Linked DNA regions of Mus musculus: region 2 is linked to region 1. Evidence: chromatin loops called from intact Hi-C (ENCODE). Cell type or tissue: gastrocnemius. All regions are shown on one strand. Each heading gives the region's core, and the rest is flanking DNA. Links, peaks and the distances in the headings are about the cores only.

The links. Hi-C counts contacts between places; a loop is a spot of excess contacts. Peaks named below come from ENCODE experiments on the same cell type or tissue, not always from the same donor. Only the 100,000 strongest peaks of a DNase experiment are listed, where the experiment ranks them.
Region 2: a loop joins it to region 1, with 2.0 times the contacts of the local background. A loop is called at or near these places in 10 of 42 quality-filtered maps.

The regions. Positions count from the first base shown.
Region 1 is chr6:115,802,148-115,805,060 of GRCm38, reverse strand. Cand2 (cullin-associated and neddylation-dissociated 2 (putative)) reads right to left here. Exons shown (of 15, transcript NM_025958.2): 15 at 1-1,424. The coding sequence ends at 1,197. Among named protein-coding and RNA genes, the nearest start is that of Snora7a, 4.5 kb to the left of the region's middle. In gastrocnemius, for the core only: a CTCF peak has its summit at 1,425 (motif pointing right); a DNase peak (open chromatin) is centred at 1,396; H3K27ac peaks cover 438 bases.
Region 2 is chr6:115,726,128-115,729,040 of GRCm38, reverse strand. No RefSeq gene overlaps it. Among named protein-coding and RNA genes, the nearest start is that of Gm24008, 3.8 kb to the right of the region's middle. In gastrocnemius, for the core only: a CTCF peak has its summit at 1,742 (motif pointing left); a DNase peak (open chromatin) is centred at 1,736.

The DNA.
Region 1 (2,913 bases), core at 291-2,790:
AGGATTGACAATCCTGTCTTTGGAGGATATTAGAACTTCATGAGACTGATAAATACTTCTGCCACGTGGGACACTACAAGGGCAGTGCCATCTGTATCTAGGCCAATCTCTGGCTCGCTGTTCTTTTGAAACAGTAATGGAGTTCAGAAGGGTTGACTGTCACGGGTGACACTTAAATGACTGGAGAGAAAGACATCCCAGCCTTTTTATTACTAAGCTTTTGTTCTCATTGTAGAAATGAGGTTTTATCATCTTGCTGTAGTGTTGGAGAGTGCTCTACAACTGAGCTATTTTAAACTTTGGTGTTTTGCCTGTATATATGTCTGCCCGAAGGCATAGGGTCCTTTAGGACAGGTTAGAAAGTTGTTGCTACCAGGAGGGCGTGGTACTGAGCTATCCTGCCCTGTTGCTTTTAGGTAGATCTTAAATTTGTTCACTACGACCTGAGTGTGTGGTCCAGCCTCAGCCTCCTAAGGAATTAGGATAACAGGTCTATGCCATCGGCCTTGTTATTTCCAGGACTGAATCAATATGGATAAGAATCCTGTGAGGAGAGCTTTGTATATGTTATTAACTCAGATAACTGGCCTCAGCTGGCTTTAATTCCAGGCAGGTGGATTTGAGTCTGGGCCATATGTGGCTACAAAGAGAAACAATGTCTTAAAAATCAAAACCTGTCATTTATACTTAAATTTTCAGTACTAACTACAAAGTCGGGAAGAGCACAAGCCGACTGTTACACTCCTGGGTGATGGGATTAGGGATGTTTGAGACAGTGGACCTACACCTGGCCAATGAGCCACACTATCTTCCCTGTAAACAGTTCTCACTCTGCTAACTAATGAGGCACTAAGTATAAATTGGTTCTCTTGTATGGGCTCTACATACCCTACCCATGGCTAGGTTCAGGGTGCTAACTGACATTTGGACTTCAGAGTAAGTGAAGTAGGAAGTCAACCCCCTGCTTGCCTTCTGGTCTTGGGCATAGGCCAATTCTGGCTCCTAAGTGAGTGGAGGGGTGCAGTGTAAAGGTGGTGGGACATGACGCTCGTGAATGAACGTCCTGAGTTGGTGGGCCCGGCTTTGGCACTGGGGCTGTGAGCAGGGGGCCCTAGCAAAGGCACTGAGGCTGACAGGGAAGGACAGAAGAGGCCAAGGCCTATTGGGATAAGAAGGGAGACTTGTGTTGGGGGCAGCTAGCTGAGTTCCATAGAGTCCGTGCTGGGGCCGGAGGCTGTGTCCTTTTGGATGCTCTCGAAGAGGGTGGTGAGTTCTGGGTTGGATCGGATCTGGGCGGAAAAGTCAGCTACAGTGGGGCTCTTGCGCACCTCAGGGTTGGTCAGCAGGGCGGCCACTGCCCGCATTGCTGAGCGCTTCAGCTCCTCCTGCTTCTCCAGCTCCTGCTTCACAGAACCAGCCTTGACCTGCAGAGGGAGACAGTGTCCTTACTGAGTCTCTGTTACCCATTCTAAACAGGTTTCTTTTTTTTTGTTGTTTTTTTTGTTTTTCGAGACAGGGTTTCTCTTTTAGCTCTGGCTGTCCTGGAACTCACTCTGTAGACCAAGCTGGCCTCGAACTCAGAAATCCGCCTGCCTCTGCCTCCCGAGTGCTGGGATTAAAGGCGTGCGCCACCACGCCCGCCTTAAACATAGGTTTCAAATAAAGGCCTAATTTCAATCTGATGCATAATCAGATTTCATTTTTTTTCTACTACTGTGCTGCTATTTGAAGATCACAACTTTGGGGCTGGGTATGTGGCTCAGTTGGTAGAGTATTTCACCTGGCACGCACAAAGTCCTGAGTTAGATATCCACATCTGAGTAGGGAAGAGGGGACCTGATCCAGCATCCACCAATCTGCTGTACTACACAGCTGGTATTCCCAACACTTGGGGGCAAGGGCATCAGGGCCAGAAATTCATGTCACCTTTGGCTGTATACTGAGTTTAAGGCCAGGCTGGGCTACCAGAGTGTCTGTGTTTTGTCGTCCCCGCCCCCCCCCCCCCCAATATCCCCTACATACACACAAAGAAAATGAAAAAATAACAATATGTGCCTCAAGACACAAGCTACATGGAAAGCAAGACAGGAGGAAGGACTCACTTAAGTTCAGGAATTTGATGCTAACCTGGAGAACAGTTTGTTTGTTTGTTTGTTTGTTTGTTTTTAAAAAAGGGTAACAAAACCACTATTCTGAGTCTTGCCTAAAGACTGAAATTCTTGGTCCTTTGAGTAAATCTTAAAACTCCAATCAGGGACTAGGGAGATGGTTCAGTGGTGAAGTACTTGCTGTACAAACCCAAGTTCAGATCCCACACAAGAGCTGGATGTGGAAGTTGGTGGGTGTTAGACACAGGCAGATCCCTGCAGCTCATGGTCACCCAGTTTAGCAATAGTGGGGCACACCTTTAATAGGCAGAGGCAGTCAGATGTCAGTTCTAGAGTTCCCAGACAGCCAGGGTTACACAGAGAAACCATGTCTGGGAAGGGGGAAGGAGAAGAAAGAAGGCAGAGAGAGATCAAGGAAGACCACTGAAGTCAACTTCTGGCCTCCACAGATACACAACACATAAACACCACACACACACACACACACACACACACAGAGTTCTTTCATTCAACAGGTCTCCACCAGGACCCTGAGTGTGCCATGCTATTTCCAATATTACAACTTTCCAGAAACACCACACACACACACACTCACACACATACAGAGTTCTTTCATTCAACAGGTCTCCACCAGGACCCTGAGTGTGCCAGGCTGTTCCCAATATTACAACTTTCCAGAAGACCTTGCACTCTGTGTTAGCAGTTGCTCTGTAGTAGCAGGAGTAGCTAGCCAATCAATCAACCATAGGAGGCAGGCCCTGCTCCCTACTGGGATCTGCATAGACTGTGTGGGGAAGCTAGTATG
Region 2 (2,913 bases), core at 244-2,743, 76 kb after region 1:
TGTAGCCCATGCTGGCCTCAAACTCTCTATGCAGCCAAGACTAATGTTGAACTCCTGATCCTCCTGCCTTCACCTCCTGAATGCTGGGATCATAGGTATGTGCTACTGTACTACTGTACTGAGTGCCTTGAACCCTATGCCTCGTGCCTGGTAGGTGAGCTTGTTACTAGCTGAGCTGTATAGCCTTACAGTTCCTTTAGGTTTCTTGAGCATGAGAACACATCTGGAGATTCCATTGAATCCATCTAGATGGGGTGAGTGCTTATCCAATTGCATAGAGTATAAACCGAGAATGTACGTATAGTGGCTTGCAGAAAATTCAGACATCTTCTACACCGGTGAGGGTAGCAAACATTCTTGTAAAAAATACCAAATGTGTGTGTGTGTGTGTGTGTGTGTGTGTGTGTGTGTGTGAATGCTAGAGGCCTGGTTTGGTTAGAGCACTTGCCTCAAGTTCACACAGCTCTGGATTTATCCCAAGCACCCCACAAACTGAGCATGGCTTTGCGTGCTGGTAATCCTAGCATTCTGGAACTGGAGGCAGGAGGTTCAGGAGTTTAAGGCCAGCCTCAGCTACATAGGGAGTTCAAGAACAGTCTAGGTGAATGAGATCCTATGCCAAAAAGATAACTGGGGTGGTACAGCCCCCTGCCTGACCAGGAACTCACTCTGGTGACCAGGCTGGCCTGGAACTCACAGAGATTCACCTGCCTCTGTGTCTTGAGTGCTGAGATGGAGGGGGATCAACCTCCGGGATGTAAGCCTGGCCCTGTGCTTTCCTGCTGACTCGGCTATAGACTTTATATCAAGGGCAACCATGGCAAGCTAGAGAACACCCCAGGAGACCACACATGTCATCATGTGTCTGTAACTCCAGTGTTCAGGAAGCAAAGGCAGGAGGGTCATTGCAAGCTGGTGGCTAGTCTGGTCTACATAGGGCGTTCTAAACTGGAAATGGCTACTTAGTGAGATTTTCTTTTCTTTTTTTTCTTTAGGAGAAAAAAACAAAAAAGATGCTGGAACCTATTTCTTTGCAATCTAAGTTAAAAAGTTAAAAACCACACAGAAGGTGAGACCAGAGTAAGACTATAAAAATAATTGAGGCTTAGGAAAGATGGCTCAGTAGTTAAGGAAGGGGCTGCTTTTGCAGTGGAGCTGGGTTCAGCTCCGTGGTGGCAATTTGAATGACAGTGGCCCCTGTAAGCTCTTGTGTTTAGTGTTTTGTAAAGGATGAGAAGGTGTGGCCTGGGGGGGAGGAGGTGTGTCACTGGGGGCAGGCTTGAGGTTTCAAAAGCCAGGCACCTTTCCCACTGTGCATTTCTCTGCCTCCTACTTGGACACAGCTCTCAGGTAGCTCCTGCCACTATGCCTTTGCCCCACCATCATGGACTCTAATCCTCTGAAACTGTAAGCTCAAACTAAATGCTTTCTTTTGTAAATTGTCTTGGGCATGGCGTCTTATCACAGGAATAGAGAAGTAACTAAGGTAGTTCCCATCACCAATATGGTAGCTCACAGCTGTCGTATCTTCAGTGACTTCTGGTCTGCATGAACACTGTCACATAAATCAGAATGAAAAAAAAAACTTTAAAAATGAAATAGGGTTGGAGAGATGACCCAACAGTTAAGAGCACTTGTTATTCGTGCACAGGACCTGGGTTCAGTTCCCTGCACTCACTCATAAGGTTGCTGACAGACATTGGTAACTCCAGTTCCAGGTGATCTGCTGCCATCTGCTGGCTTCTTCCAGCACTGCACACATGTAACCTCCAAGGATAGATGAGGCACACATGTGGTACACAGACAAACATTCAGACAAAGCACTCATACACAGAAAACAAATCTAAAAAGAAATAAAATTATTTCTTTAAATCTTTTATTAAAATCTAAAAAGAAATAAAATAAGAATTTAAGATAGGATTACCACATGACCCAGAAGCTTCACTTCTGGGAATATATGCAAAAGATATTTTAAGAACTATTTGGGGCTGGTGAGATGGCTCAGCGGGTAAGAGCACCCGACTGCTCTTCCAAAGGTCTGGAGTTTAAATCCCAGCAACCACATGGTGGCTCACAACCATCCGTAATGAGATCTGACGCCCTCTTCTGGTGTGTCTGAAGACAGCTACAGTGTACTTACATATAATAAATAAATAAATCTTTAAAAAAAAAAGAACTATTTGGACACCTGCATTCACAACAGAAATGTTCACAATAGGCTAGTTGTAGGAATAGACCTATAGTCAGCACTCAGGAGGCTGAGCCGGGAAAGTCACTAGCTTGAGGCTAACCTGGGCTCTATAGCAAGATCCTATTTCAAAATGCCAAAATTATAAAAATGATAAAACAAAACAAACAAACTTTAGAGTCTGAAGAGATAGTCCATTCAGTAAGATGCTTGCCAGATAACCATGAGGCCCCAGATTTGATCCCAGCACCCACATAGAAAGCAAAGTGTGATATGTAGTACCAGCCCTCGGGGGTGGGGAGAAAACAGGTGCCTACCGTCCAGCTGGGTAACCAGTCAGCCCCTCGTCTTAGTAAGAGACTCTGTCCCTGACATAAAGAGACTGACTTCAGACTGCTGTGCATAACTGTGCACACACACAGCCGGGCGTGGTGGCGCACGCCTGTAATCCCAGCACTTGGGAGGCAGAGGCAGGCAGATTTCTGAGTTCGAGGCCAGCCTGGTCTACAGAGTGAGTTCCAGAACACCTGGGGCTACACAGAAAAACCCTGTCTCGAAAAAACAAAAAAAACAAACAACAACAACAACAAAAACTGTGCACACACATGAACATACTCACAAGTCCATACAAAACTCAAAACCTTTTAAAATTTAAGAAGAAAAAGAATTGAAGAACCAGGTGTGACAGAAACCTTTAATCCCAGCACTTAGCAGGCAGTGGTAGG